2 separate regions of the Homo sapiens genome follow, and region 2 is linked to region 1. A link is an interaction called in ENCODE POLR2A ChIA-PET data of the cell type or tissue named here. Cell type or tissue: MCF 10A. All regions are shown on one strand. Links, peaks and the distances in the headings refer to the core of each region. The heading gives the core; the rest is flanking DNA. Region 1 has its middle 57 kb from the start of LRRC37A3. Region 2 has its middle 11 kb from the start of GNA13.

Region 1 (15,981 bases), core at 4,927-12,926:
GCTGCTTGCCTGCTAAGGGGGGTCTGGGACCCCAAATTACCCACTATTCCTGCTTCCTGACCAATCAGACTTCCATTTCCTCAGAGCAGTTGATATCAGCTAAGGGCCAGGGGAAAAGCAAAAGGAGAAGATATGAATTCACACTAGTAGGTGAATCATGGAGAACCTCTTAACCCTCTTAATATCTTCTCATGTTAAAATGAATTAGTTGTGAGACTTGAGAGTCCTTGTGGCAGTATGGGTTAGGGATGAACACGGTGACTAAGGATTCGGAATTCACACACACATTAGTAGGACTCTTAGGCTCTTCACTGCACCTGCTTCCAGAACACTGGCAGTCAGTTAGGAAATGATCCTACTCTGGAAAAAAAATGCAATGGTCGCAGAGAAGAAACTTTCAAGTTCAGACACTGGGGAGAATCCCCTCAGTGAATAAGCTGATTATCTGCCAGATTGCCTCTGAGAATAAGCCACATTCATGCACACAGAACCCCCCACCAGTTTTTTGTGCCTCATAATGAAATCTTAACAGATAGCCAAAGATTACCAGATGTTTATGGAAAGTTCTAACATGAAACAAAAAGACCAAAACAGAGGAAACAACAGAACAAATCTTCAAAAGTAGTATAGTTACTATCTATAGAGAAATAAGAAAAGGCATTTTATCCATGAAATAGGATGTATTTTAGACTTTCAGGATGCCGTAACAAAATATGATACACTGGGTGGTTTATAAACAAAGAAATTTATTTCTCATGGTTCTAGGGACTGGAATCCAAGATCAAGGTGCTGATTTGGTGTCTGGGGAGGGCCTGCTTTCTGGTTCAGAGATAGTGTCTTCTTGCAGTGGCCTCACGTGGAGGAAGGGGTGAGCTGACTCCCTTGGGTCTCTTTTATAAAGGCACTAATACTATTCATAAGGGTTCCATTCTCATGGCCTGATCACCTCCCAAAGGTTCCCATCTACAAATACTATCACGTTGGGGGTTAGGTCTCAACATAGAAATTTGGGGGGACACAGACATTCAAACCATCGCAGGGTGCAAAATAAAATAATCATAACAAGAAAGGGATTTTGGCTATTGAAAAGCAGAATAGTTTAAAGTAAGTATTCAAAAGAAAAGATAGAAGATAATTTATAAAGTCTGGGCACAGTGGCTCACACCTATAATCCCAGCACTTTGGGAGGCCGAGATGGGTGGATCACGAGGTCAGGAGTTCAAGATCAGCCTGGCCAAGATGATGAAACCCCATCTCTACTAAAAATACAAAAAAAAAAAAAATTAGCTGGGTGTGGTGGTGGGTGTCTGTAATCCCAGCTACTAGGGAGGCTGAGGCAGAGAACTGGTTGAAACCAAGAGGTGGAGGTTGCAGTGAGTTGAGATCGCACCACTGCACTCCAGCCTGGGCAACAGAGCGAAACTCTGTCTCAAAAAAAAAAGAAAAGAAAAGAAAAAGAAAAAAAATAATTGATAAAAACTTCAGAATGTAGTACAAAAAGATGGAAAAAATGTGAGAGATAAGAAAATTTGAGGATCTATTCTGAAAGTCCAACATCCAGCAAGAATGGAGGGAAGGAAATTATCAAAAAAATAATACCAGAAAATTTCTCAGAATGAAAGGATAAGAGTCTCAGTATCAAAGGGCCTGCTAAGTGAGCCACAAAATGAATGAGAAGAAAGGTTCAGGCTAAGGCACATCTTTATAACCCTTCAGAACGCTAAGGATAAAAAGGAGACCCTATAATCTTCCTAAAAATAACAGATAACATACAAAGAACTAGGAATCAAAATGGCATTGAACATCTCAGTAGCAACATTGGAAGTCAGAAGAAACTGGAGCAAACTGTTTATAATTCTGAGGGGAAATGATTTGCAATCTAGAATTCCACACCAACTCAATAAATTCTCAATCAAGTATGAGGGCAGGATAAAAACATTTTCAGATGTCAAAGTTCTCAAAATATTTATCTCTATGTACCTTTATTCCAGAAGGTTCTGGGGATGTGCTACTGAAACCAAAGGAGTAGGCCAGGAAAGAGGAAGACAGAATTTAGTAATTTAAGAAACAGGGGATCCAACAGAGCAAAGTGTAGTTGCAGTCCTAGGAACAGCTATGCAGTAGGCCCATGGATGACCAGTATAGATAGGAATGTGGAGATGAGGGTACCCAGAAAAAAAATGTAACTAGTGTAAACGGGCCATGTAGAGAAGCATTAAAAAACAAAGTAAAGAATCAGAGAATCATAAAAAATAAGGCACATGCATGTTATATAGTTTTTTAAAAGAAAATAAATAATAGAAATCAAGTGATGATTAACTCTAGGCAAAAATAAAGAGGTTCTACAAGAAAGAAAGCATGGTCATAGTACACTACTTGGCTCTGTAGTACACAATGTTTGCATAATCATCATAATGTAAACACTGACCACCAGATTCAACCAAAATGTGTGATATAATCACCAGAGGAATGAGAGGTAGAAAGTATGATGTATGAGAGTTAAGTCCTCATCTCTCATGGCAATAAATTAACAGATGCTACCTAAAATCAAAAGATCAAGAAATCTCACTATACACACATTGTTGAGAAACATGGAGATAAATACCAGAAAAAACAGCCAAGGAGTTGAGAACAGTAGCCTCTAGGAAGTTGGCCTATGGGGTGGGGACTATTACTTTTCATTACAATGCTTTTAGTACTTCTTAGCTTTTAAAAATGTATATTTGGAATATTTTCATATATATAGTAATTTTATTATTTATTTATTTTTTGAGACCAAGTGTTGCTCTATTATCCAAGCTGAAATGCAGTGGTGTGATCTCAGGTCACTGCAACCTCTGCCTCCCAGGTTCAAGCGATTCTCCTGCCTCAGCCTCCCAAGTAGCTGGGACTACAGGTGTGTGCCACCACACTTGGCACACTTGGCTAATCTTCTGTGTGGTTTTTTTTTTTTTTTTTTTTTAGCAGAGACGGGGTTTTGCCACATTGGCCAGGCTGGTCTCGAACTCCTGACCTAAGTGATCCGCTTGCCTTGGCTTCCCAAAGTGCTGAGATTACAGGCGTGAGCCACTGCACCCGGTCCATAAAGTAATTTTAAAATAAAGTCAACAAATTAGGAAGACAAAGGATGGCTTGGTTGTTAATCTAAATGAATCTCTAGTTAGTGGTATGTTGGTGTAAGTAAAATTCAGAGACCATAGAAAAATAGATTGAGGAGCAGCTGAAAGCCTAGGCAGAAAGACAGAGGCAGAGAACCACCTAGAAAACATGGAGAAGCTGTTATGCCCAAGGGTCATTTGTATATTTAGGAATGCCTAAATATTAATACACTACTGACTTGTTAAATTGCTTTCTGACTGTAAAAGTAATAATACTTATTGTAGAAAGTTTGGAAAAGGCAAATTAACAAGTAAAGCAGGAGAGAGAGAAATCAAAACCACCAAATATCTCATTATTCATAGATTATTACTTATCAGCACTTTCTTTTTTTTTTTTTTTTGGACACAGAGTGAGTACAGTGGCACGATCTTGGCTCACTGCAACCTCCGCCACCCTGGTTCAAGTGATTCTCATGGCTCAGCCTCCCGAGTAGCTGGGATTTCAGGCGTGTGCTACCATGCCCAGCTAATTTTTGTATTTTTTAGTAGAGATGGGGTTTCGCCTTGTTGGCCAGGCAGGTCTGGAACCCCTGACCTCAGATGATCTGCCTGCCTCAGCTTCCCAAAGTTCTGGAGTTACAGTCATGAGCCACCATGCCCGGCCAAGCACATCTTTTTAAAACAAAAATAAGATTACAACATATAGGCCAGGCAAGATGGCTCATGCCTGTAATCCCAGCACTTTGGAAGGTGGAGGCATGCAGATGGCTTGAGCCCAGAAGTTCAAAACCAAAACAAGCCTAGGCAACATGGTGAAACCCCTTCTCTACAAAAAACACAAAACATTAGCCAAGTGTAATGGTGCATACCTATAATCCCAGCTACTTGGGAGGCTGAGGTGGGAGAATCACCTGATCCTGAGACGTCCAGGCTGCAGTGAGCTGTAATCACACTACTGTACTCCAGCCTGGGTGACAGAGTAAGGCCCCGTCCCAAAAAAAAAAAAAAAAAAATTACAACGTGTAAACATTTCTGTGTCACACTTTATTTCCCCTTAGCATTTCTCTAGGTCACTACTGTCTTTGAGAAATGATTTTTTTTTTTCTTGAGATAGTCTCGCTCTGTCGCTCAGGCCGGAGTGCAGTGGTGTGACCATGGCTCACTGCAACCTCTTTCTGCCAGGTTCAAGCGATTCTCCTGCTTCAGCCGCCTGAGTAGCTGGAACTACAAGCATGTGCCACCACACCTGGCTAATTGTTGTATTTTTAGTAGAGACCGGGTTTCGCCATGTTAGCCAGGCTGGTCTTGAACTCCTGACCTCAGGTGATCAGCCTGTTTTGGCCTCCCAAAGTGCTGGGATTACAGGCATGAGCCACTGTGCCCAGCTGAGAAATGATTTTAAATAGATGCTTAGTATTCTAACATATGAATGTACATGTAATTTATGGTCTATGATTAATAATTTATGCTTTTCCAGTCTCCAATAGCTGGATATTTTGATTGTTTCTAATTTTCATAATTATAAATAATATTTTGTTGACTATCCTTAACCATAAGTCTGTGAGATCTCTTATTGGGTCAATAGGTATGAACATTTTAAAAGCTATTAATACTCCATGTCAGGTTGTTCACCAGAAAGATTCGACCTGTTTATACACTCCGCCAGGACAGTCTACCATCATTGGACATTATCATCAAATACAACTTTTTAGTAACCATGTTAATGTATCACACAATCAAAAAAAGATCAAGGTTGGGGGGAAATTCATAAAATGGAATGCAAACAAAAATAAATGAACCTAACTATATTTCATGTTAATAACAATACTACACTGAAGGGCAGAATTGGGAGGGGGAACTAACCTAGGTAGGTAACTTGAACACAGTTATTTTAATATATATCCTCTGGCTATAAAGAACCTTAAATACATACTAATTGGTAGAATTGTTTTCCTGCAGTGCTATGGATTAGGAATTCTGAAATTATTTTTAGTACATATTCTAGTACAGAGCAAATAAATAAATAAATTGTGAATAACAGGAGCCAGGTTTCTCTCTACTGATGAAGGACATCATACATATGGAAAAATGGAAGGCTAGAATGAATGAACTCTGTGGTGTCAGGCTGGACTGGAATTGGAAATGTCAGTATGGACTCATGTTTTAGTTGTACTGTGGCTACTTACGAAAATGTGCTTGATTTTTGGGAATATACTATGAGGTATTTAGGAGTCCAGGGCATCATGTCTGCAACTTACTTTTTTTTGGAGACAGTCTTGCTCTGTTGCCCAGGCTGGAGTGCAATAACGTGATCTCAGCTCACTGCAACCTCCGCCTCCTGGGTTCAAGCGATTCTCCTGCCTCAGCCTCCCAAGTAGTTGGGATTACAGGCATGTAACGCCACACCCTGCTAATTTTTGTATTTTTAGTAGAGATTGGGTTTCACCATTTTGGCCTGGCTGGTCTCAAACTCCTGACCTCAAGTGATCAACCCACCTCAGCTTCCCAGAGTGCTGGGATTACAGGCGTGAGCCACTGCACCCGCCCCCGGCCTGCAATTTACTCTCAAACAGTTCAGGGAAACAATGTACATTTACATATAGAGAGAGACAGAGATAAAGACACAGAAAGAAAGAGAATGATAAAGAAATGAGGTAAAATGTTAAGTACTGGGGAATCTGGGTGAAGAGAATGCAGGGATTCTTTATACTATTTTTGCCACTTTTCTGTTAGCTTGAAATTATTTCAAAATAAACACTTTGGCCAAATTAGCAGGTAAGAAAACATTATTAGAGTGGTTTTCCTTTGAGTTCATTCATGTGTTCAATAAAGTTGAACACATGGATGTTAATGAACCATTCGGATTATATGGTTCATATTTTTTGCTCATTTTTATGTCATGGTGTTTTTCCGTGTTGATATGTAAAAGCTATTTTTAAACCCTTCATCTGCCGTATATGTTACATTTCTTTCCTGATTTCTGCCACCTTCTAATGTTGTTACCAACTTTCTTTTCCAACCTTGGGCCACTGGCATATACACTCATTTCTAAATATCAGAACTTGTAGTGTTCTTTGAAATGCAAACAGCCTATGGTTCATTTTGCAACTGCATATTAGTTAACAGGCAAAAATACCTTAGTAAGAGAAAGTGTCTTTTCCTTCTAATGAAAAAAAAAAAAAAAAACTAACCCCCCTGAAGCACTAAGGTGTTTATTTATTTACTTTTTTGAACAGGGTCTCACTCTGTTGCCCAGGCTAAAGTGCTGTGAATCATGGTTCACTGCAGCCTCGACCTCCCAGGCTCAATCCATCCTCCCACTTCAGCCTCCCAAGTAGCTGAGACTACAGGCATGTGTCACTACACCTGGCTTTTTTTCTAGAGATGGGGTCTCCCCCTATGTTGACCAGGCTGGTCTGGAACTCCTAGGCTCAAGTGATCCTCCTGTCTTAGCTTCCCAAAGTGCTGGGATCATAGGCATGAGACACCACGCCTGGTAAGTTTTTTTAAAAAAATAAATATTAGACCATGCAGAAACATGCTATCCTAAAATTTTTGAGCAAGTACAAAGTTCACGATTCAGAAATTTAAACAGTTTAAATGCAAAATGAAGTTCTTTTTAATGAATACCAAAAAACTGTCAGGAGATCGAGACCATCCTGGCTAACACGGTGAAACCCCGCCTCTACTAAAAATACAAAAAAAAAAAAATTAGCTGGGCGTGGAGGCGGGCACTGGTAGTCCCAGCTACTCGGGAGGCTGAGGCAGAAAAATGGCCTGAACCCAGGAGGCGGAGCTTGCAGTGAGCTCAGATACGCAACTGCACTCCAGCCTGGGCGACAGAGTGAGATTCCGTCTCAAAACAACAACAACAACAACAAAAAAAAAAAAAAAAAAAAAAAAAACTGACTGAAAATCTAGTGAATACCTTTTATGCTTCAGACACCCCGTATGAGAGTCTTTACCCTCAAGCATCTCGCAGTTGAGTAAGGGTGACATGTAAGAAATAGGTTCCAATCATTGTGACAAGGACAACTGCAGTATTATTACGTACACACAAGGCAATGAACAGGCAGAAGAGAAGTTTTGTCATGAGGCAGGATGAGGCTATAGAAGAGGTGACAACTAAGCTAAAGAAGCCACTCAGGATGTCAGAAGACAGCCGTTCAGTCAAAAACAGGCACAGTATCCAAAGGAACTCATTTGATCCCTAAAATTCTGCTAAGATGTGCTGTAGGCGGGGCGCGGTGGCTCATGCCTGTAATCCCTGCACTTTCGGAGGCCGAGATAGATGGATCACCTGAGGTCAGGAGTTTGAGACCAGCCTGGCCAGCATGGTGAAACCCCGTCTCTACTAAAAATACAAAAATTAGCCGGGCGTGGTGGTGCGTGCCTGTAATCCCAGCTACTCGGGAGACTGAGGCACGAGAATCGCTTGAACCCAGGAGGCAGAGGTTGCAGTGAGCCAAGATCACGCCACTGCACTCCAGCATGGGTGACAGAGTGAGACTTCGTGTCAAATAATAACAATAAAAGATGTGCTGTAATTGTGTCCGTTTTACAAACTAGTGAAGAAATGAAAAAGAGGTCAAGTAACTGGCACAGGTCCCACGCTAGTGAGGGTTTTGGGATTCAAGCACAGACCACCTTCGCCCCTATGCTACACCACCTCAGGCTGTCGGGAGATAGGCGCCCAGTCAAAAGGCACATAGAAGAAAGCCTACGACTTCTCAAGCATTGAAGCAGGAGTGGCGCATCGGTATGCTCAACTTCAAACTTTGAGAACAGTCATGGTAGGAATGCATTTTATTCAAGAATGGGTTCAGGTGAGGGTGGATATGGGCACTGGGTTCAAAAGACAAATTTGGAGATTTCATGATCCAGAAGGGTGAACAAATAAGGATGGGCTGAGGAGATCCTCGAAGTTGAAAGGTTCAAACACACAGAGTTAATGTCCTCTAAGGAGAGCCAACAAGGGGTTACAAGTGCTGAAGTCATCAAGAAAATGTGCCTGTCTTTCCTGGAGACTGGGAAGGAGAATTAGGATGAGGAAAATCCAGAGGATGGTAAAATGACTTCAAAAGAACTGAGGCCGGACGCGGTGGCTCACGCCTGTAATTCCAGCACTTTGGGAGGGAAAGGCGGGCGGATCACCTGAGGTCAGGAGTTCGAGACCAGCCTGGCCAAAATGGTGAAACCCCGTCTCTATTAAAAATACAAAAATTAGCCGGACGTGATAGTGGGCACCTGTAGTCCCAGCTACTGGGTAGGGTGAGGCAGGAGAATCGCTTGAACCCAGGAGGCAAACGTTGCAGTGAGCCGAGATTGGGCCACTGCACTCTAGCCTGGGCGACAGAGAGACTCCGTCTTAAACAAACAAACAAAAAGCAATAAAAAGAAAGAGAATGGCGAGGCCCAGAGAGATTGAACGTCCCACCCGAGGCCACAGAACTAGCTCAGCCCTAATGCTGGCCCCGCGGTGCCTTTCCGACCTCACTGCCTCTCCTGGCATCCGGGTCTCGGCCTCGGAGCGCCAGGGACGCCACGAGGACACGCCCCACACTTGCGCGTCTGGGTTCCAGTCCCCGCCGCCCCCAACAAATAAAGAAGGGAAAGTCCTTTGGGTGACTGCCCCAGGGAGCGCCGCGGCTGTACGACAACCTGCGGCGGCCGCCGACTCATTTGGGGGCTACGCTGGTTGCATTCGTCACGCCGGGACGCCTCTCAAACCCGCGGCCTGCCGAGCACGTTCCCACACGGGCGACCCTGGTGACGCGGGCGCGTCTGTGGCTCTGGAGAACCAGGCCGCGGAGCCCCGGCGAGGGCAGACGGGGAACTGGCGACTGCGGGGGCGGACGGCTGGGGCTTGTAGTCCCCTCGTGACCCTCTACTCAGGAAAAGGCGAGCCGCGGCCGCCGAACTCCAGCTCTGGCGCGCTCAGGGGCGTGGCGCGGGCGGGTCGTGAGTGGGGCGGGGCCCAGAGAGCGTGTGCGATGGAGCGGCGCGTCGCGCGGCGCGAAGGGGCGTGGCGCCAGTGGGCGTGGCGTAGTGCGAAGAGACGCGGTGCGCACGCGCGTGAGGGATGTCGCGGGTGAGTGGTGTCGAGGCCTGTTGGGTCAGGGCGGTTCGCAGGTGCTGTCAGAGCTGGGCGGGGCAGCCGGGTCGTAGAGGCGGGCGCCAGTCGCGGTCGGTGGAGAGGGATGAGGATGTAGGAGGGACGGACGTGGCGGAAGCCGCGGGGACTGCGGGGGCGGAGTGCCTCTGGGGAGCCAGGGAGGCCTTTCCAGAGGCTCCTGGGGGAAGAAGAGGCGAAGCGAGAGTCCCCGGGGAAGCCCTACTCCACCCCCAGCCGGAGCCTGGGTTGTGCCTGCACGGACCAGAGCCCACAGTGCGAGTTGCTGTAGGCAACCAGCTAGGGTGGCCAACTTCTCCCGGTTGGCCCGAGATGTTCTGGTTTTGGGACCACAGCGTCCCAGGCCTCCAGCCCACCACAGTGACCATATTGTGCGCCCCCTGCCCATCTTCTCCCGCAGCTTCCCTAGATTAGGCTTGGGAGGCAAGGGGAGGCCTCCTGACTTTTCTCACTGCCTTCGTTAATATAAAGATGAAGGCACACTCCACAACTTCCTTCTGGCCAGGCCCAGACATGTCTGTCCTTGTGAGATAAAAGCTTCCATGGGAGCCTTCCTTCCTAATCAAGGTAGGTAGACCACTGGAAGGTACATCTGGTTTTATATTTTGTCCTGTAGAAGTCAGATTTCAGCCCAGTTGTGTAGGAGTGAGGATGAGCTTATGCTCTTATCAGAGCTTTGAGTACAGAGACATTTGATCTGGAATTTCAGCCAGCCTCTTCAACCCCAGAATTCAGAGGTTCAATCAGAACAGACATTAGCTTAAGTTTTCCCATCAGTTGTCTATCATTAAACTGGCAAAATCTAGATAATTAGAAAATATGACAGAGATGATCCAGACAGAGATGTTCAGGTTTTTCCTTGTGTAATTCAAAAAGTCTCGTGGTGGAACATCTGACCCTTTTCAAGAGGAAGGATGAAAACTCTACATAGGAACACGATGTGAATGGAAGAAACCTGTCATTGTGAGTCTGGCTTTTGATTAGTCATCTGATGTCTTCCCTAATGTGATGTGACTAAGCCGTAGCTTCTCAGCCTGCAGTTAAATTGCAGAAATGATAGGGCTTACATTAGTTTTGTTTTTATTTGATGTTGAAGATCTTTGAGTCACACTAGAAACGAGGAGTATTTTTCATGTGGCACTAATGAGTTAATTCATAATATGATTTTTTGAGACAAAGTCTCTGTTGCCCAGGCTGGAGTGCAGTGGCACGATCACAGCCCACTGCAGCCTCGACCTCCTGGGCTCAGATGATCCTCCCACCTTAGCCTCCCAAGTAGCTGGGACTACAAGTGCACACCACCATGCCCGGCTAATTTTTTTGTAGATATGGGGTTTTGCCATGATGCCCAGGCTGATCTCAAACTCCTAGGCTCAAGTAATCCTTCTGCCTTGGCTTCCCAAAGTGCTGGGATTATAAGCATGAGCCACCATGCCAGGCCAATATTATTCCCCAAAAGAAGGAAATTGGGTGTGAGGTCCTGCTCCTATGGTCACCATGAGATTTTTTTGTTTGTTTTGGACTCTTGCCCAGGCTGGAGTGCAGTGGCACGATCATGGCTCACTGCAACCTCAGCCTCCCTGGTAGCTAGGACCACAGGTGTGCACCACTATGCCCAGGGAATTTTTAAGTTTTTTGTAGAGACAGGGTCTCACCATGTTGCCCAAGCTGTTCTCAAACTCCTGGCCTCAAGCAGTCCTCCTATCCCAAAGTGCTGAAATTACAGGCATGAGCCACCACGCCTGGCCACCACTAGTTTTTGTAATGGGAGCAGGTTCCATATGAGATGGAGGAATGGATTTCATGATTGTCTTTGTAATTTCTTAGGTCCCCAAGAAATTGATTGGACATGAGGAAACCACTCTAAGTGTGACCACTCTAAAGCATTAGCAGTCAGTCATTTCACTCTAGGGAGAAATCAGAGCTGTATATGGAGAATAGGTAAAGTCCCCAATATGGATATGTATTTTTATATTTGACTGCTTGTATTTTTTTGTTAGATGCAAATAGTACGGTATTCCGAACAGACACTAAAAATAGCTGTCATCTCAAAGAATCCAGTGCTTGTGTCACAGTATGAGAAAGTAGATGCTGGGGAACAGCGTTTAATGAATGAAGCATTCCAGCCAGCCAGTGATCTCTTTGGACCTTGCATTCTCCATCAGATTGGATCACCTCCCACCCTGAGGCCCCCCAAGACTTTGAACAGTTCTTCAGTCATCCTTACAGAAAGATACCCTCTCCAGACAAACGCAGTATTTATATACGGTCCATTGGTAAATACTGGTAATGTGCTAGTTTTGGTTCGGTTTTGCAATGGTTCTGTTGTCAGGAATAGTCCGGGCTATTGGTCTGATTCAGATGGGCCATTTTAGGATCATTTTTGATATTCATTGCAATGGTACAAGTTTTGTAGCCAAACAGACCTAGAACATTTTTTTTTAATTCATATCAACACCGATGAATGTTAAAGGTGTATTGAAAATTTAGAGTTGGTTTTGTTTCTAATTTGAATCCTCTTACTCATAGACTGGGTAAACACTGAATAATCGTCTTAAAGTCTGTTTTTAAATGTTCTTCCATATTATAGGATCTCTATGAAGCACCAGAATTATCAGTGAAGAATATATTAAATGGCTCACGGGCTACTGTAAAGCATATTTCTATCGCTTGAGAGTAAAACTGCTAGAACCAGTTCCTGTTTCTACAACAAGGTGTTCCTTTAGAGTCAATGAGAACACACAAAACCTACAAATTCATGCAGGTGAATTACACAACTTTGCAATTTGAACTGAGTAAAGGAAGCATATGTATATAATATACACTCATACATTTATGTATTTCTTCTTAAATAGGGGACATCCTGAAGTTCTTGAAAAAGAAGAAACCTGAAGATGCCTTCTGTGTTGTGGGAATAACAATGATTGATCTTTACCCAAGAGACTTGTGGAATTTTGTCTTTGGACAGGCCTCTTTGACAGATGGTATTCCGTTTTTGGCATTGTTGTTAGAAGCTTCTTCAACTTGAGAATATTTGAAGATGTTAAAAGAGGGAAAAAAATTCCAACCAAGAATCATATTGATATTTAAAACTATAGTATTTTCAGTTGAGACATTATGCCATAATGGGAAGTGTGCTGTTGGTAGATTGTGATAATCTAGGTTCTGGTTGGCCACTCACTACCTACAGGACCTTAAAGGTAACAATACCCACATCATGGAGTCATTTGGAGATAATTTACATAAAAGTGCCTGTACATAAAAAGTGTGGATAAGCCTGGACAACATAGTGAGACTACATGTCTACAAAAAATAAAAATTAAAAAAACTAAATTAGCTGGGCATGGTGGCACACACCTGTAGTCCTAGCTATGCAGGAGGCTGAGGCGAGAGGATTGCTTGAGCCCAGGAGGTTGAGGCTGCAGTGAGCCGTGATCGCACCACTGTACTCCAGCCTGGGCAATAAATTGAGACCGTGTCTCAAAAAAAAAAAAGCATATATAGGCCTGGCACATATATAGGCATTCAGCATAACAGCTAGTAAACGTCAGTAATTCAGTAGCAAGGTGAATTAAGCCAATTACAGTTTGAGCTATCATTAATGGATGTGAAAATCTTGCTAATTGTTTTTCAATTCTTTTCATAGTCATCTTGCACAGTTAGGATAGCCATAGACTAAGTGTTGCTTCTTTCTCATCATACGACATTTGTTTTTTGTTTGTTTTTTAATTTAAAAAGTAAAAACTTCCATCTTTGATTTGAGATACATAGTAAACATTGACTCATTAGGAACTCTGCATGGTAATATTGGGGATGGGAAAGGTTCACGAAACAGGTTATATTTTTAACCTTTTTTTGTCATCTCTCTACTTCTCCCCTCCCCTTCATTTTTGCTCTTACTTCTCTAACTTCATCCCCAATAATCCAAGACAGACTTGAAAGGGAAAAGGCCCCCTAAGGGGAGTGGTTCATTAGTGTTCTGGGGATGGGGAGTAAGTACAGGGACTATCCTGAGAGTTTATGGTCTGTCTGGATGTTACATTAGCCTTAGGATTTGTGTGGGGTGGTAAGCTTTTTGGGACAAATGTTTCTACTAGAGGTGGGGGCTGTAGGGCTATAGAGCCTCTTCCCACTTACTCGTTTATTCTTTATTCTCCATTTATGTGAGGTTTACTTGTGGCCCCCCATGGCCCTACCAACATGCAGTCTTGGAGACGTGGGTCACTACTCTCTTACTGATTTTGGTGGTGTGAGGTAGCTTTTTATCATAAGTTTTCTCTCTTATTATTAACCTGATAGAGACGGAAACATTAAAAATTAATTTTATCTACCTTTCATTTTTCTTTTGATACAGGGTCTCCCTCTATCACCCAGGCTGATCATGGGTCACTGCAACCTCAGCCTCCTGGGCTGAAGGGATCCTCCTGCCTCGCCTCAGCCTCCTGAGTAGCTGGGACCACAGGACCACCACACCCAGCTATTTTATTTTATTTTTTTTGTCGAGATGGGATCTCCCTGTGTTGCTCAAGCTCATCTTGAATTCCTGGGCTCAAGCGAGCCTCCCACCTCAGCCTCCCAAAGTGCTTTGATAAAAGGTGTGAGTCACCACACCCAGCTAAAAAAATAATTTTCAAACCATATGTTCGTTTATCTAGATATTACTAGCTAACTTATCTTATGTATTTGAGGAGGTCAGGAAACATTTCCCCAAACTGTTTTTACTTTAATTCTTTTTTTTGTAAGTTTCTTAAATATTACATGACATGAAAGATTTACATAGGAAAGTGGCAGGATTAGACAGTGACAATATCTTAACACAGTGGTCTTGTTTTCTCCAAGTTTACAAAGATTCATATTTTTAAATTGAGAAGCATTGACTACGAAAGAAAATAATCTTCTATTTGTAGGATTATTGGAAGAAAGAAATGTCCTTGCTGAAAGTATTACTGTAGTGAAATATGCTCACACTTGATTGGCCAGAGGGGGTTACTTGTGATACATGAATAGATTTAGTGTTTTCTTAACTTCTAGAATGCTATTTTCCCTAATTTTCGAATATCAGTCCACATTTTCTGGGTAAAGGGAGGTGAGGAAGTTGTTTTTGAATCAAATTAGATTGAACAAACCTACCATGGGTTATTTTCTTTAAAAATTTATTACTTTAAAATAAAAACTGAACGAGAGACATAAATAAAAGTGATCATGTAAACAAGTCGAATTGTGAAGCAGTACCCTGTAGGGTGAGTTACGTAGCAAACCGTGTTCTCTGTGCTTGCAGAGATGGTTGATATAACTCTAAATGTAACACAGGAAGTCAGTTACAAGGGTATTTATTCTGGTCACCAGACACTAGTGACAGAATAGAGTTGAGCTGCTCTTTAAAAAGGGGGTGGGGGTGGGGAAGGGGACGAGGTTATTCTGTCTAAAGCCGTGGTTTAAAGCATGGGCTTCAAGACATCAGGGCAGTTGTCCTCAGTCAGTGCTGCGTGAGGGAAGGCCAGCAACCCCTCCAGGCACACGTGTAACAGATCTGTTTAGCGTGTCCTTAAAGAGTGAAATCATGACTGCCTATTGTTGATGTGATTTATTTTATTTTATTTGTTTATTTATTTATTTATTTATTGAGATGGAGTCTCGCTCTGTCGCCAGGCTGGAGTGCAATGGCGGGATCTCGGCTCACTGCAACTCCGCCTCCCGGGTTCAAGCCATTTTCCTGCCTCAACCTCCTGAGTAGCTGGGATTATAGGCGCCTACCATCATGCCTGGCAAATTTTTGTATTTTTGTAGAGACAGGATTTCACCATGTTAGCCAGGCTGGTCTTGAACTCCTGACCTCAGGTGATCCGCCCACCTTGGCCTCCCAAAGTGCTGGGATTGCAGGCATGAGCCACCATGCCTGACCCATGTGATTAGTTTTTGTGGTTCCTTTTTGAGTACTTGATTTGGAGTACTTGCTACTTTCAGAAAAAGACTTCTTTTGTGGGAAAAGACTCTGAAACTTCAGTTTCTCAAGTATTTGACCTCCAGCCCATTAAGTTTTACAAGACAAGGCATGGTGGATAGCAGCAAAGGATTTTGATAGGGAAATCTGGGGCTTCTTCCACTTGGAAGAAGCTGACCGGCGCCCTCTAAACCTTTGCCCTATCTGTTTGCACAAGTTGCAGTGTGCTGTTATTGGCTTCAGCATTGTAGAAAGATATAAAGTAAGTTGAGGGATGGATAGTGTAAAGAGGGGGAAGTGGTTATCTGAGTAGCAAACTGATGTATCTATTATATCCTTCTCTAGAGTTATAATTTATCAGAGGAAATTAGTGTAAAGATAAGCAGGAAGCTGTGGTTTAAAAACATGCGAAGAAATGCCCTTCTTAAAAACTTCAGCTTGCCTTAGAGTGATTTATGCTTACAGTTCAATGAGAAATAGTGGAAGAAATTTTCTGCTTCTCTTCCATTTAGGGCAAGAGAGCTTGACTTTGCAAAACTGAATAAATATTGATATGTGTGGCAAAGTTCATTTTTTAAACCCTATAAGTGTGAGGACAGGATTTATCTTTCCAAATATGGGACAGAGGTATGATGTTCATTAGGAGGAAAAAAGTGATTTTCTTTAAAAAGGAAGAAGGAAAGTACCTAATCTCAGTATGTGTGTGTGTGCCCACACTTGCCCACAAACATCAATATACATTCATGTGTTTACTCATGGGTATGACTGCATTCAGGTGACTGCACAGAAATGTCTACACATGTGTTTTC
Region 2 (15,981 bases), core at 7,982-15,981, 88 kb before region 1:
GCTCCACAGGAGTTCAGATGAAAGGGAGAAAAATGAACATTAGAGGGCTCAGGGCATGTTCAGATTATTATCCGGTCTATAAGCTAGATCTTGAAGGAATGTCTTTCCTCATTTCTTTTTCTTCATATTCCTCCCGTCAGCAAAACTTGGAAAGAAAGGAGGATGGAGGACAGGACTGTCACAGTCAGAAGGGCAAGAAGGAAGCAGGGAAATATGAGGAAATGTTTAAAAAGAGTCGAGCAAGGCCTTATTTAGGGGCAGTGAAGAGTAGACTGACATTGAAAAGCATAAAAAGTTTAGAAATAATGAAGATGAGGCCAGGCGCGTTGGCTCACACCCATAATCCCAGCAATTTGGGAGGCTGAGGCGGGCGGATCACTTGAGGTCAGGAAATTGAGACCAGCCTGGCTACCATGATAAAACCCTGTCTCTACTAAAATAAAATAAAATAAAATAAAATAAAATAAAATAAAATAAAATACAAATACAAATACAAATACAAATACAAATACAAAAATTAGCCTGGCATGGCGGCACACTCCCATAATTCCAGCTACTCAGGAGGCTAAGGCAGAAGAATCATTTGAACCCGGGAGGCAGAGGTTGCAGTGAGCTGAGATCGCGCCACTGAACTCCAGCCTAGCGGACAGAGCAAGACTCTTGTCTCACAAAAAAAAAAAAAAAAAAAAAAAGACATAAGATGAAAGAAGCTGAAAGAAGCAGCGGACCCATCAAGGAGGGCCCAAAAAGCCAAGAAAACACATTTTAACTAGCTGGAGTAGAAAGTAAATGTTCGGGGCCTAAGGCTTTGAAAACAAATTCCTGCAGGTTTGTTTAAAGTGGAGAATTTGAGGCTGGGTAATGGATGGGGGGGGCGGGGGTGTGTGAAAAACTTCTCTAAAGGACATCTGCTTCCACACAAGTTAAGTCCTGATGGGGTCAAGGCAATACCAGGAAAGGGACTTTAATAGCTTCCTTATATCAGAATAGGAAACACAAGTTGATAAGAAGTTGGAATCCAGTATCCCAACTGGAGGGGGAGCCTCCCCAAAGGAAAAGCTGCAGTGGGAGATAGTCTGTGTTTACACAGCACGCCAGCAATGTCTGCAGTTTACACAAACCGTATCCTCGGGCCAGCCTGAAGATAGAACTGCCTGACCTAGAAAAGCCTGGGTCTGGGAGCGGTGCCCAGCCAGCTCCGGGAGGAAGCGCCTGCCCAGACCCACCCAGCCAGGGGGCTCTAAGCTGCTGGGACATGCTGGGGGCTGGGGGAGAGGGGCGGGGGCTGCCTGCACACTGCTGGCTCCATATTGCAGGCTGAGCAGAGCCATGACAATAGCTTAAGTATCCCTTTCACGTCCTGCACAGAATTACCTGTTCAATTCTTCCAGTTTATTCCAATGAGAAATAGGAAGTACCTCATGACACCCCTGCTTCATGACTTTGGTCCACTCATCAAAACCATAATAAAACCTAGTTTTTGTAGACCAGTGTGGGGTTCCCCAGTACTCCCAATAGGCTGCTCAGTGGTTTGCAGATCTGCGCTGCTTAAAGAAGTAGACATGAGGCCAGGCACGGTGGCTCACGCCTGTAATCCCAGCACTTTGGGAGGCCAAGGCGGGCAGATCACGAGGTCAGGAGATCAAGACCATCCTGGCTAACACAGTGAAACCCCGTGTCTACCAAAAATACAAAAAATTAGCCGGGCGTGGTGGTAGGCACCTGTAGTCCCAGCTACTCGGGAGGCTGAGGCAGGAGAATGGTGTTAACCCGGGAGGCAGAGCTTGCAGTGAGCTGAGATCGCGCCACTGCACTCCAGCCTGGGTGACAGAGCGAAACTCTGTCTCAAAAAAAAAAAAAAAAAAAAAGAAGTGGACATGAGTCAGGCTTTTATGGGTTTGAATGTGCACCATTCCTTGAGTATGACCTTGGACAAGTGCATTTTACTGCTCAGAGCTTCAGTTTTTCCCTCTGAGCAATGAGAAGGCTAATAGATGAGAACCCCTTGAACAGTGCCCAGCATGCAACAAGAGCTCAGCAGACAACAAGCGCCATCATCATCCTATTATGGTTGCATTATTATTCCACATCTGTGTCTTTACCCCATATGGTTCCCCAGCCCAGAACGCCCTCCTTCCCCTCTGTTGCCTAGGCTGGAATGCAATGGCCCGATCTTGGCTGCCTCCCAGGTTCCAGGGATCCTCGGCCTCCCAAGTAGCTGGACTACAGGCGCAAGCCACCATGCCCAGCTAATTTTTGTATTTTTAGTAGAGATGGGGTTTTGCCATGTTGGCCAGGAGTTGGTTGGTCTCCAACTCCTGACCTCAGGTGATCCACCCTCCTTGGCCTCCCAAAGTGCTGGGATTACAGGCATGAGCCACCGTGCCCAGCCTCTTCCTCTTCTTTTGAAACTCATGCCAAGCTCCAGGCTAGTTCTTACTGTCAGAGTCCTGGGCAGCTGTCCCTGCCCCCATCATGGCACAGAGGACTTAGCACTGTAGGAGCTGGGTGACACATTTGCCTCGCCCAGGTTGACTGTGATCACCCCATAAACTCTTACTCCCAGCATCTAGCCCAGTACCCAACCCAGGGTGGGCACTCCTCATATGTCTGAACAATGCAGCGTTGGGCTTGTTTTACATAACAGAAAGCGCAGTCCATGGGTCAGTCGCTGAGTGCCCGCAGCCTGTCTGAGTCCCAAGAGGCTTGCTTTTGACCTGGTCTGTCTGCGTGTGGTGACTGGACTTTGCAGAGACTCAGGGGAGTGGAAGATTAGGGAAGCTGAGGGGAAGAGGAGGAGCAATTTCCCCAGCGGAGCCTCCTCCATAAGGCACAGCAAAACCTAAATTCACATTAGAAGTAATGCATTTCCCAGGGAAGATGTCGGGGTAAGAAACAGCAAGCCAGAGAGCCCAGGGGTTGCTGCCTAGCCTTCCTTTTTCTCTCACTTCTGAGTTTGAAGCGCCTTTAATTCGAATCCCGTTTGGACCCAGCACCTCAAAGAGTTCCCTAGAACAAAGGAGTGTCTCTGAACAATCTCAGAGACTCAGGGCAAAGTCCAGGGTCACTGTGATTCAGAGGGTGGGGTGGGTGTTACACATTTTACATTTACGTTTTAAAAATCAATTAAAAAATACAGATTCCAGGGTCTGGGTTCAGTTATCTGTCTTAGGGAGTCATGTCCTAACCAACAGAATCACCCTGGTTCCTTGAACTTTTCAGTGTCCACCCAGTCTCCCAGGCACGTAGGCCCCAAGCTTCCTGCCCTCTCTGCCTCTTTCCTCTAAAGAGCTATCTCTAAATAGCCTGGCTGGTTTCTAAGTCCTTTGGAGTATGGCTTTGTAAAGCCTCTGAATGGTTCTATTGGCTCACATGCTAGCTAGGTGCTTTAACCCCATACCTGAATCACTGCAGCCATCTCCAACCTGATCTCACTGGATGGTGTCTGTTTTCTCCATCCCCTCACGGGCACTGGTGCCAGACAGTTAACCTAAAACAGTGCTCACATTGCCTGCCCCTTGCTCAGAAATATTCCTGTTGGCTGGGCACAGTGGCTTATGCCTGTAATCCCAGCACTTTGGGAAGCCGAGGCAGGCAGATCACTTGAGGTCAGGAGTTTGAGACCAGCCTGGCCAACATGGGGAAACCCTGTCTCTACTAAAAATATAAAAATTATCCAGGCGTGGTGGTGCGCGCCTGTATCCCAGCGACTCGGGAAGCTGAGGCAGGAGAATCGCTTGAACCCAGGAGGCAGAGGTTGCAGTAAGCCAAGATGGCACCACTGCCCTCCAGCCTGGGTGATAGATCTCTATCTCAAAAAAAAAAAAAAGAAAAGAAAAGAAATATTCCAGGGGTTACTGTTTAACAACAGAACAAAATGCTAACCTCATAACCTGAAGTCCAAACCCTTCCCAATTTGACTCTACCCTGACTCATCAGCCTCAGCTTGTTGGTCCTAATCAAACTGGCTTCCACACTGTCCCAGGCTCACGCCAGCTGCATGCCGGCTCTCAGGCTATTCCATCTGCCTTTCCCTACTCCTTTCCTCATATCCAATCATTCAAGGCTCCTGCCCACTTCCCATGGACTAGCCCAGGAAATAACTGCTAGCTCCAGGTAACTACTGAACACTTGAAATGTGGCTAGTGTCACTAATTGGAATTTTTATTTAATTTTAATTAATTTTAAGACTGATACTTAACTCTGACTAGAAATTGTATGACTACATTTGGAGCAGCTTGGTTTTGTGAATCTACTTTTTCTACTGCAAATTTTATGAAATTTAAATACAGATGAAGTATCTCTGACGAAAATTTCACATCTGAACTGAGATTGCTGCAAATATAAAACACATGCACTGGATTCTTTCTTTCTTTCTTTCTTTCTTCTTTTCTTTTCTTTCTCTTTGGTTTTCTCAGAAACAATTCTTCCTCCAGACACACTGGTTGTTGTTTTTTTTATTTTTATTTTTATTTTTTGAAATGAAGTCTCACTCCATCACCTAGGCTGGAGTGCAGTGGTGCAACCTTGGCTCACTGCAACCTCCGCTTCCCAGGTTCAAATGATTCTTCTGGGTCTGCCTCCTGAGTAGCTGGGACCACAGGAACGGGTGTGGTGACACCCGAACAATTTCTGTATTTTTAGTAGAGATGGGGTTTCACCATGTTGGCCAGGCTGCTCTCAAACTCCTGATCTCAGGTGATCTGCCTGCCTCAGCCTCCCAAAGTGCTGGAATTACAGGCATGAGCCACCTCGCCTGGCCCAGACACACTGGATTTTGAAGACTTAGTCTCATATCTCTTAAATGATCTTTATATTGATTACATGTTGAAATAATACCTTAGAGATATTGGACTTGATAAAATATTATCAAAATCAATTTCACTTTCTTTTAACATTTTTATTTATACAATTTTAAGTTTTAAGAAACTTTACATGAACTTTTAACCTTTCTAATGTGGCTACCAGAATATTTAAAATTATCTAGGTGGCTTGCATTGTATTTTTGTTAACAGTGCTCTGGTCTCTGCATTCCTGAAGCAATGATCAGCACACCTTCTTTAAAACTCAGTATATGCAACTTTGTGTTGGTTTTTAAAATCTTTGTATGTATATAATGACTTCATTGTTACCATTTTTTATCTCCAATACCTAGCAGCAAAGGCTACTATTTCTGGACTCCTGTTATGGGCCAGGCACTTTGCTAGGTGCTTATGTTATCATACTTAACCCTTTCAGCAACCCTGACGTGTGGGCATAATTAGCTCCATTTTTCAGATAAGGTAATTGATGCTCAAAGAACTTAGGTGGGTCATGACCAGGAACCGATAGATGCACGAGGTGCCAGAGCTGGGATTTGAAAATGCCAGCCGACTTCTTTCTGACCCCAGCTCACATCTAATGGGAGTGGGAATCCATGAAGTATCTGTTGTTGATATTGATGGCTGAAGTTCTAATTTACCCTGGCCTACACAGGGAAACGTGACTGTCCTACTCGCCCATCTGTGAGGAGGCTACTAGACTGATGTCTGTTGTATGCTGTTGTGCCCCAATCTTCCATCCCCACCCCAACATAGATACATCCTTAATTAGATCCACTTAATAGCCCACAATGTGGTATTATGTGCAACCTCCCCCTCCTGGGTTCAAGCAATTCTCCTGCTTCAGCCTCCCGAGTAGCTGGGACTACAGGCGTGCGCCACCACAGCCAGCTAATTTTTGTATTTTTAGTAGAGACAGGGTTTCCCCATGTTGGCCAGGATGGTCTTGATCTCTTGATCTCGTGATCTGCCCTCCTTGGCCTCCCAAAGTGCTGGGATTACAGGCGTGAGCCACCGCACCTGGCCTATTTACCCATTTCTAGGTAGCATAGTATGCAGTAAGACCCAGGACTCTGGTTCTAACCAGTAGAGATGAGCCAAAAGTCTCTTTTCTAGCCATTGCATAGTTCCCTATCATTCTGGTGGACAGCAAATCCAGCTCCCAACCCTCAGAAATGCAGGAAGAAGGGTGGTTGCCTGGAGATGGTGCATACTCACTTAAATTATGCTCAATTATTGCATCTTGCCCAGGTGTGGTGGCTCACTTCTGTAATCCCAGTGCTTCGGAAGGCTGAGGTAGGTAAATCGCTTGAGGCCAGGAGTTCAAGATGAGCCTGGGCAACACAGCAAGACCCCATCTCTAAAAAAATTTTTTTTAGCCAGGCACGGTGGCTCACACCTGTAATCCCAGCACTTTGGAAGGCTGAGGCGGGTGGATCACAAGTTCAGTAGATCGAGGCCATCCTGGCTAACATGGTGAAACCCTGTCTCTACTAAAAATACAAAAAAAATTAGCCGGGCCTGGTGGCGGGTGCCTGTAGTCCCAGCTACTCCGGAGGTTGAGGCAGGAGAATGGCATGAACCCGGGAGGCAGAGCTTGCAGATCATGCCACTACACTCCAGCCTGGGCAACAGAGCAATACTCCGTCTCAAAAAAAAAAAAACAAAAAAAAAATTAAATTAGCTGGCTGTGATCATACCACTGCACTCGAGCTTAGGCAACACAGCAAGACCTCATCTCTACAAAAAATTTAAAACTTAGCCAGGCATGGTGGTGCACAACTGTAATTCCAGCTACTTGGGAGGCTGAGGCAGGAGGATCACTTGAGCCCAGGAGTTCGAGGCTGCAGTGAGCTGTGATGAGGCTGAGGCACAAGGATCACTTGAGCCCAGGAGTTCAAGGCTGCAGTGAACTGTGATCGTGCTGCTGCACTCCAGCCTGGGTGACAGAACGAGATGCAGTCTCTAAAAAAGTAAAAAATTTTAAAAAACACTATTGGGCCTTTATTATATGCCATGCTAGGTGCTGAAGATACAGAATAAGTTAGCTGTGTCCCTTTCTTCAAAGAACCCATATTCTGGTGTGGTAGGCAAGGAAGGGGACAATTACAATCTAGGGTGACAAGTGCTGTGATGGAAAGAAGCGAGGATGCTGTAGAACCTCAGAGGCAAGGTATCTTGAGCAGCCTGGGAAAGGAGACTAGGGATGGAAGGGCTGGGAGGGAGGGGGAGGAAGGAAAGGATGGGAGAGGGGGCAAGATGAACTGGAAACCAAAAACAAGGAGAACTTTGTGTGTTTTCTACCACTGCTGGTAAAACTCGAAAAACAGCTGGCACTGTTGGGATGGACATAAAATTAACCAAGACAGTAATTTGTCAAAAAAAAAAAAATCCGAAGAAAATGCTGTTATTCTGACCAGCCTGGCCAACATGGTGAAACCCCGTCTCTACTAAAAATACAAAAATTAGCCAGGCGTGATGGTGGGTGCCTGTAATCCCTGAGGCTGAGGCACAAGAATCACTTGAACCTGGGAGGTGGAGGTTGCAGTGAGCCCAAGATCGTGCCACTGCAGAAAGAAGGAAGGAAGGAAGGAAGGAAGGAAGGAGAGAGAGAGAGAGAGAAGAGAGAGAGAGGAAGGGAGGGAGGGAAGGAGGAAGGAAAGGAAAGGAAAGGAAAGGAAAGGAAAGGAAAGGAAAGGAAAGGAAAGGGAAAATGCTGTTATGTTAAGAGAAGACTAGGTTGAGGGATGGAGGCAAAGGCATTGTAGAAATACTTCATCGTTTCTGCCTATTGATAAAGTGATCACTACTATTATTTGTTCCCTCATTTATGTCAATGATTAAGTAATTAAGAATAGGACCATTGAGGGTCAAATCTTTCAGGAAACAAGACATAAAATTGTTAAGTATGTAGTTTGTTTAGATTTTCCATCAGAACTCATTTTGCTCTCCTTGGTGAGTCTATTGGGTGAAGAGTGTTTGTCCCAAGAGGAATTAAATAGCATCCCTTTTCCCAATTCCTTAATTGTTGTAACAAATTAGCCCACAGTCTCTGTGGATCTGTGATCCTTAGAAAACCATCTAAGGAAGTAGGTGTTAATTTTTTCTTTTTCTTTTTCTTCTTTTCTTTTTTTTTTTTTTTTGAGACGGAGCCTTGCTCTGTCCCCCAGGCTGCTCTCTGCAACCTCCCCACCCAGGTTCAAGCGATTCTCCTGCCTCAGCCTCCGGAGTAGCTGGGACTGCAAGCATGCACCACCACACCCGGCTAATTTTTGTATTTTTAGTAGAGACGGGTTTCACCCATGTTGACCAAGCTGGTCTTGAACTCCTGACCTCAGATGATCCACCCTCCTCGGCCTCCCAAAGTGCTGGGATTACAGGCATGAACCACCGCGCCCATGCCCGGCCTGTAGGTATTAATCTTTATAAATCTGAGCACCTTGCACCTTCCACTCTTCTGAATGCCTACACTAAGCTCATAAATCATGGAGGAGGAAAAGCCTTAAGGGCTTCACACCCTACCTCAGGGTAGAACTCTCACCTCCTCTTGAAGTGTGTTTAATTCCTTGAGGGTAACTTTCTTCCCTTAGCAGAAATCCAGGGTAACAGAATAACTGAGGGATAGTCCAAAATGCATTTTGTATCTGCTGTTCTATAAAGTGCCCTTTGGGTTCTTGCCCCGGGTAGTCTTGAGAAGGAGAGTGACAACAGGAGCCTCAGCAGGCTCCCACGGGAAGGGCACAGACAGTCCCCTGCCAAGCTCTGGCTACTGCATGAATCCAATGCAGTGTTTCAGCCGAGCATTCAGTGTCCCTATTGGGATCCATTTCGAGAGTCTTGGAACTTGGAGGTCTAGTTCAGCCCTTGACAAACAGGGGCAATTTAGATGCTATTGCATTATGTCTTCCCAGCCAGTACCACTCTTAGCTCCAGGCAACAGAGGCCCCTGCCCGCCTGTGCTTTAGAGGATCCTGCTCTGGTCCTCGCCTGGTGCTACCCCTACACATGGAGCAATGCCAAGGGACTTACCAGAGCCTGTACTTCCCCTCAGACCAAACCCTAGGTACCGGGGACTACAAGGCTATTCATTCAAGTGGGCCAAGGTCTGGGTGTAGGGCTGTGCTGAGGGAGGACTGCACCACTGATGTACCCATCCTAAGCCTGAGGGCTGTCCAGTGGCAGCTGCTGGGGGTGAAGGAGTGCACAGAGCATGGGCGTGCGGGCTGACTCATCCACATTCATGCCCATGAGGCACCCCCCATTGCCCATGACCTTGATGGCATAGATACCAGTCCATCAACTGGACAATAAGCACTTTGATAGAAGAAAACATGGTAACATGGATAGCCTGCTCTTTTATATAACCCCTACAAAACCCTCTGAAATTATGATGTCCAGTTTCCAGATTAGAATACAAAGCCCAGGCCGGGTGCAGTGGCTCACACCTGTAATTCCAGCACTTCAGGAGGCTGAGGTGGGCAGATCATTTGAGGTCAGAAGTTCGAGACCAGCCTGGCTAACGTGGTGAAACCCCATCTCTACTAAAAATACAAAAAAATTAGCCGGCCATGGTGGCGCACATCTGTGATCCCAGCAACTAAGGAGGCTGAGGCAGGAGAATTGCTTGAACCCAGGAGGCAGAGGTTGCAGTGAGCCGAGATAGTACCACTACACTCCAGGCTGGGCAACAGAGTGAGACTCTGTCTCCAAAAACAAAAAAGAATACAAAACCCACTCCTTTTTCTTCCCCCTTTTGCACAAGCCCCCCACCCCCTCAGATAAAAGCTCTTGCTCTTACTGTACTGTGCCAGCATCCCTACTCTAACCTCTGCTCTCTGGCTGAAGAAGTGATTGCTTAGGCTTGTGGGAATTAGTAAATCCTTCCTCTCTTCAGAGTTAAGATTCTGGATATAACCCCAAATAGGCATTTTTTTTTTTCTTATTGCTGCATCAGGCCCTTTCCACCAGAAACAGATCCTGTTTGGGGACACACCTGTGGCTGTGAGTGAGCCTGCGCATGAGACAGAGAGCAACCATGTTTAAATCATAAAAGGAAGGGCTTTGGAAAGATACAGAGAGAGCATTCTGACAGTGACAACGTTGCTAAACCTTCAAAGGGCTTTTAAAGAAGTTTTGTTGTTCCTTCCTCAAAAAACCTAAAACGGAACCTCCCATTTATGGACAAACACTGAGCCTGGGGGTTCTGTAATTTAATCCTACAATAAATCTGTGTGTGTAACTCCCAGTTTACAGATAAGAAAGGCAAGGCTCTGTTCTATTAACTGAGTTCTCCCTGGGGTTCTCCCCACTGTACTACATCCTTCTCTGGAAAACCAAATGAATAGCAAACAATCTGATATGGGCCAGGTGCAGTGGCTCAAGCCTGTAATCCCAGCACTTTGGGAGACCGAGGCGGGCAGATCACGAGGTCAGGAGTTTGAGACCAGTCTGACCAACATGGTGAAACTCCATCTCTACTAAAAATATAAAAATTAGCCAGGCGTGGTGGCGCACACCTATAATCTCAGCTACTCAGGAAGCTGAGGCAGGAGAATCGCTTGAACTTGGGAGGCAGAGGTTGCAGTGCACCATTGCACTGCAGCCTGGGTGACAGAGCAAGACTCCATCTCAAAAAAAAAAAAAAAAAATCTGATATGATCCATACTGGTTTCCACAGAAAAGTCGATTCCCTCGCTATCTTTAAAAATATATATATGTATGTATATATGTACGTATATGTATACATTTGATATAGAGATGGGATCTCGCCATGTTGCCCAGGCTGGTCTCAAACTCCCGGGTTCAAGTAATCCTCCCACCTTGGCCTCCCAAAATGCTGGAATTACAGGTGTGAGCCACCACACCCAGTATCTCACTATCTTAAGGGAGCTTTTCCTATTATAGTTCTGTTAATGAGCAAAGAAAGGGGAAACAATCACAAATACACAATTGCTTGCCACACACCCAGCACCTTCCTTTGTTTTTATTTTCTCCTCTTCTCCTCTTTGGGCCTGGCATAACCTTTCCACAACCAGGAGAAAGCTAATAACTAAAGCAAATGAGGGCCAGGTGCATTGGCTCATGCCTGTAATCCCAGCACTTTGGGAGACTGAGGTGGGCGGATCGCTTGAGCCCAGGAGTTTGAGACCAGCCTGGGTAACATAGTGAGACGCCCTCCGATCCCTACAAAAAATTTAAAAATTAGCAGGGCATGGTGGCATGTGCCTGTGGTCACAGCTACTTGGGAGGCTGAGGAAAGAGGATTGTTTGAGCCTAGCAGGTAAGGCTGCAGTGAGCAGTGATCTCACCACTACATTCCAGTCTGGCGACAGAGCAAGACCCTGTTTCTAAATAAACAAAGTAAATGAGGGACCTCAGCTACAGTGCCTCATCTGCTAAGCCCTTTAATTCTGTCATTCTGACTCAGCAGTTGCTGCCTTTCCCTGAATCCTATCGTGAGCAGGCCTTTCTTTTCTGTAGCAGCTGACACAGGAGTTTAAAGAAAACTTATGATATTATTTGCACTGGGAGCCCACGTGTTATGGTCTGACAAAGGCTGCATGGACCATTTCTCAGCACCCTCTGAGCCCTTACTGCTCGATGATAAACTCAACCAGAGGACATGCCCTGGCATTTTGCACTGAGGTAAAGGCCGGGTCTACAGGCCATGACATGTGATGCTACCTGTAGACAGAGCAAGCTAGCCAGGAGTGTGGCTGCTGGAAGGGGCAGGTCCAAGCTTGCTAATCCAGTGTTCCGAGGGAAAGAAAACTGCTGTCTGCTGCCGGGTTGTGAGCAGAAGATCTTTACATGGAGGAATGAATTGAGACTGCCAACTTGAACTTCACTGGAGAAACAGAATTTACATTCAAGCATCCTTAGGCCAGGCACAGTGACTCTCCTCTGTAGTCATAGCACTTTTTGAGACCGAGGTGGTAGGCTCACTTGAGGCCAGGAGCTCAAGACCAGCCTGGACAACAAAGTGAGAACCTGTCTCTACAAAAAATAATTAGTCGGGTGTGGTGGTCTGTAGTCCCAGCTACTTGGGAGGCTGAGGTAGGCCCCTTGAGCCTAGAAGTTGGAGGCTGCAGTAAGCTGTGATCATACCATTGCACTCTAGCCTGGGTGACAGAGTGAAACTGTCTCATAAAAATAAACACATAAATAATTTAAAATTATCGTTATCCGTTTCTGGCAAGGCGCAGAGCATTGACAGGCAATAAAATACTAAAAATGTATCCTTCTGCTTTAAAAGCTGTAAGTAAAAATAAAGGAGAAGGGGTGAGCACGATGTTTTGAGTTTTTCCGAATCTCAGATTTACAGGCAAAGCCTTGTGATGAGTGTTACATACAGATTGCCCTTAAACCTATCTGACGCAGTAAGCAAGGTGGAAGGATTTTAGGAGTGCCAGTGTCCCTTTAAGACAGTACCAGCTTCTGACTTTGGAGGAGCTGAGGTCTCAGCTGGTCAACAGCAGCCCATAGGTCTTTTTTGGAGGCTGAGAAAAAATACAACCAATAATTAAAGTCATGTTTTCGGTTATTAACAACAACAAACAAAACCACCACCAATTTGATTCCACATGTCTAGTTTCATACAAAATTTTCCACATGAGAGGCTTATTCTGGTAAAGGCAACATCAAATTTCATTACACACACACACACACACACACACACACACACACACACAAAAGGGTTTCTTTTTAAATCTTCCTACGGTAAGTGAAAAATGTGTGGGGCTTGTGCATCATACAAATAAACAAACAAACAAGCTTGGCTCCTCTTTTCTTATTTCTCCATCAGCCACCTGGAATATTTTACAAACCAGAGCCTGAGTTCAAAGTACAGAACATCTTACCAGGATCTGTCTGAGCTGGGGAACTTCAAGATGGCAGTCAGCCTGAAAGGGGCTGGAAAAATAATAAAGTACTGAACTCTATGGTGCCTGGAGGTTAAGTCCAGTTAGCTACTTGTCTCAGGTTTGAAATTCATACACTTGGGCATTCTGGGCACTACGGCAATTTTTGTACATCAAAAAGAGCAAGGGGGGCCAGGCATAGTGGCTCATGCCTGTAATCTCAGCACTTTGGGAGGCTGTGGTGGGAGGATAGCTTGTGGCCAGGAGTTCAAGACCAGCCTGAACAACATAGTGAGAGCCTGTCTCTTAAACAACAACAACAACAGAAAAAGTCAAGAACACTGGGGCAGGGTGCAGTCATTCATGTCTATAATCCCAGCACTGTGGGAGGCCAAGGCAGGAGGATCACGTGAGCCCAGGAGTTCAAAATCAACCAGGGCAACATACTAAAAATTAAAAAATTTGCCAGGCCTGGTAGGGCACACCTGTAGTCCTAGCTACTCAGGAGGCTGAGGTGGGAGAATCGAGGCTGCAGTGAGCTATGATAGCGCCAGTGCACTGCAGCCTGGGCAACAGAGCGAGATCTTATCTCCTACCAAAAAAAAAAAAAAAAAAGCACTGGACTAAGCAGCTTCCAGTTCCAGCTCTGCAACTGGCCACAGTGAATGAGGCTTTCAGAGAGTCATTTGCTAAATGGGAGCGAGGTTAATGTTGGGTGTTCCTAGTCGGGCTACTGTGAGCAGAGAATGAGATAAAGTAGGTCAAAGTGCTTTGAGGCATTTAAAACATGACACAAATGCAAGGGATTTGTATTTTGGGAGGGCTTGGGAATTCCCTTCCTTTCCCTATGGAAGGTAAGAAAAGTCTACGCCTGTTTTATCTGTAAGGAAGGGTTAGAATCCACCTATTTTGTACTGATGGTGAGACAAAAGAGAGTTTCGTAATAAGAAGGCTGGATTAACACAAGGTTTAACCATCAAGTAATGTGACAGATTTTTAAATAAACATCTAAATGGGCGTTGTCTCATCCTGAGTAGTAAGTAGTCACCTTGGCAGGGGAAACACTTATTTAAATTATATTTCCCATCAAAAAAAATTTTTGACACCTCTTTTGGAACTGTTCCTAGAGCCTTTGGCACATTCTTCTGAACATGTCTGAGGGTGACACATTTTTTGTCCTTTGTGGATGATTCTGATTTTTGTAAACAGCCCAAAGTTATTTGGCACAAAGATTGGCAAATAAGCTAAGTAAGACCTTTTTTTTTCATTGAAAATAAACTGTAACTATAAGAAGCCTATCTTTCCAGAAGAGTTAGAAATAGATTTCAAGACTGGCAGTATTGTTGGAAAGAGCTTGTTTCTTTCTAAGGTGACAAGAGGAGAAAAGCTATTTGGAAATGTATTTCGTTTTTAATCACACCTTTAATTATTTATCTTGCAAGACGGACACTGAACTGAGTTTCCAGAAAGAAACGAACATTGCAACTAATCAACAGCTGCAATTATTTTATCACAGCTCCACAGGGCATCTGAATCTATTTGCATATGGATTAACTGGCTGGCAACAATACAGACGCTTCCAGTGAGTTAACGTCTGGGTCTGTTGGAAATAGAGCATCCAGCAGATTCAATTCTAACTAGTAGACTTTATACTCCCTTAAAAAGTTTGGATTTTTTTCAGTTATAAAACAATGTATCTGAAAATGAAAATATCATTAATACGATTGCAATGTATAACCTGAAGCAATGGCTAGATTTCCTTCTGTTGCAAAGAATTTCAATTGTTAGTATTATTTTGAAATAAACACAATGGCATTTGCATTCTTTGAATGTTGCACACTGTGAGCACTTCAACCTTAAATGATGCCAATGACTTTTTAAAGAAAATATTTTTCTGGCTGGGCACGGTGGTTCACGCCTGTAATCCCAGCACTTTGGGAAGCCAAGGTGGGCGGATCACCAGGTCAGGAGTTTGAGACCAGCCTGGCCAACATGGTCAAACCCTGTTTCTACTAAAAAACAAAAATTAGCCTGCCATGGTGGCGGCGCCTGTAATCCCAGCTACTCGGGAGGCTGAGGCAGAATTGCTTGAACCTGGGAGGCGGACTAAAAATACAAAAACTAGCAGGGCATGGTGGCAGCTCCTGTGTTCCCAGCTACTCCAGAGGCTGAGGCAGGAGAATTGCTTAAACCCGGGAGGCAGAGGTTGCAGTGAGCCGAGATCACGCCACTGCATGCTAGCTCTAGATGACAGAGCAAGACTCTGTCTTGGAAAAAAATAATAATAATTTAAAAATAAAATAAAATAAAAAATATATATTTATATTATATATATTACAAATATATAATATAGATTTTTTTCCCCAATTCATTTTTTTATTGTGGCAAAATTCACATAACATAAAATTAATCATGTGACCACTTTACAGTGTAGAATTCAGTGGCATTTAGTACAGTCACAATGTTCTCCAACCATCATCACTATCTATTTCCAAAAACATTTTCGTCATCCCAAAACGAAACTCTGTACCGTTAAGCAGTCTCCCCACAACTTCCCTCACCCCATCTGCTTTCTGTTTTATGGATTTGCCTATTCTGGACATTTCACATAAGTGGAACCTTATAATATGGGGCCTTTTGTTTCACTTTGCCTAGTATTTTCAAAGTTCATTCATGTTGCAGCATGTGTCAGCACCTCATTCCTTTTTATGGCTGAATAATTGCAATGTATAGATATGCGACATTTGGTTTATCCATTCGTTCATCGATGGACATTTGGACACCTTTTGGCTATTCCTTTTTTGTTGTTGTGGGTTTTTTTAACTTTTATTTTAGGTTTAGGAGTACATATGCAGGTTTGTTATACAGGTAAACTGCTCATCTCGAGTTTGGTGTACAGATTATTTAGTCACTCAGGTAATAAGTATAGTATGCGATATGTTTTTTGTTTTGTTTCGTTTTGTTTTGGTTTTTGAGACGGAGTTTCGCTCTTGCTGCCCAGGCTAGAGTGCAATGGCGTGATCTCGGCTCACTGCAACCTCCGCCTCCCAGGTTCAAACAATTCTCCTGTCTCAGCCTCCTGAGGAGCTGGGATTACAGGCGCGTGCCACCATGCCCGCCTAATTTTTGGTATTTTTAGTAGAGATGGGGTTTCATCATATTGGCCAGGCTGGTCTCAAACTCCTGACCTCAGGTGATCCGCCCGCCTCGGCCTCCGAAAAGTGCTGGGATTACAGGTGTGAACCACTGCACCCGACCAGGTATTTTTTTTTTAATCCTCTCCCTCCTCCTGCCTTCCACCC

The links. Peaks named below come from ENCODE experiments on the same cell type or tissue, not always from the same donor. Only the 100,000 strongest peaks of a DNase experiment are listed, where the experiment ranks them.
Region 2: POLR2A ChIA-PET joins it to region 1 with 29 read pairs; 27 of 35 experiments call an interaction of 5 or more read pairs at or near these places.

Annotation. Positions count from the first base shown.
Region 1 is chr17:64,968,768-64,984,748 of GRCh38, reverse strand. It overlaps the pseudogene AMZ2P1. Among named protein-coding and RNA genes, the nearest start is that of LRRC37A3, 57 kb to the right of the region's middle. RefSeq lists silencers at 8,855-8,924, 9,295-9,494, 10,044-10,338 and an enhancer at 8,244-9,114. In MCF 10A, for the core only: no CTCF peak of the experiment used is centred there; DNase peaks (open chromatin) are centred at 8,668 and 9,138.
Region 2 is chr17:65,060,070-65,076,050 of GRCh38, reverse strand. No RefSeq gene overlaps it. Among named protein-coding and RNA genes, the nearest start is that of GNA13, 11 kb to the right of the region's middle. RefSeq lists an enhancer at 11,320-12,286. In MCF 10A, for the core only: no CTCF peak of the experiment used is centred there; DNase peaks (open chromatin) are centred at 11,490 and 13,670.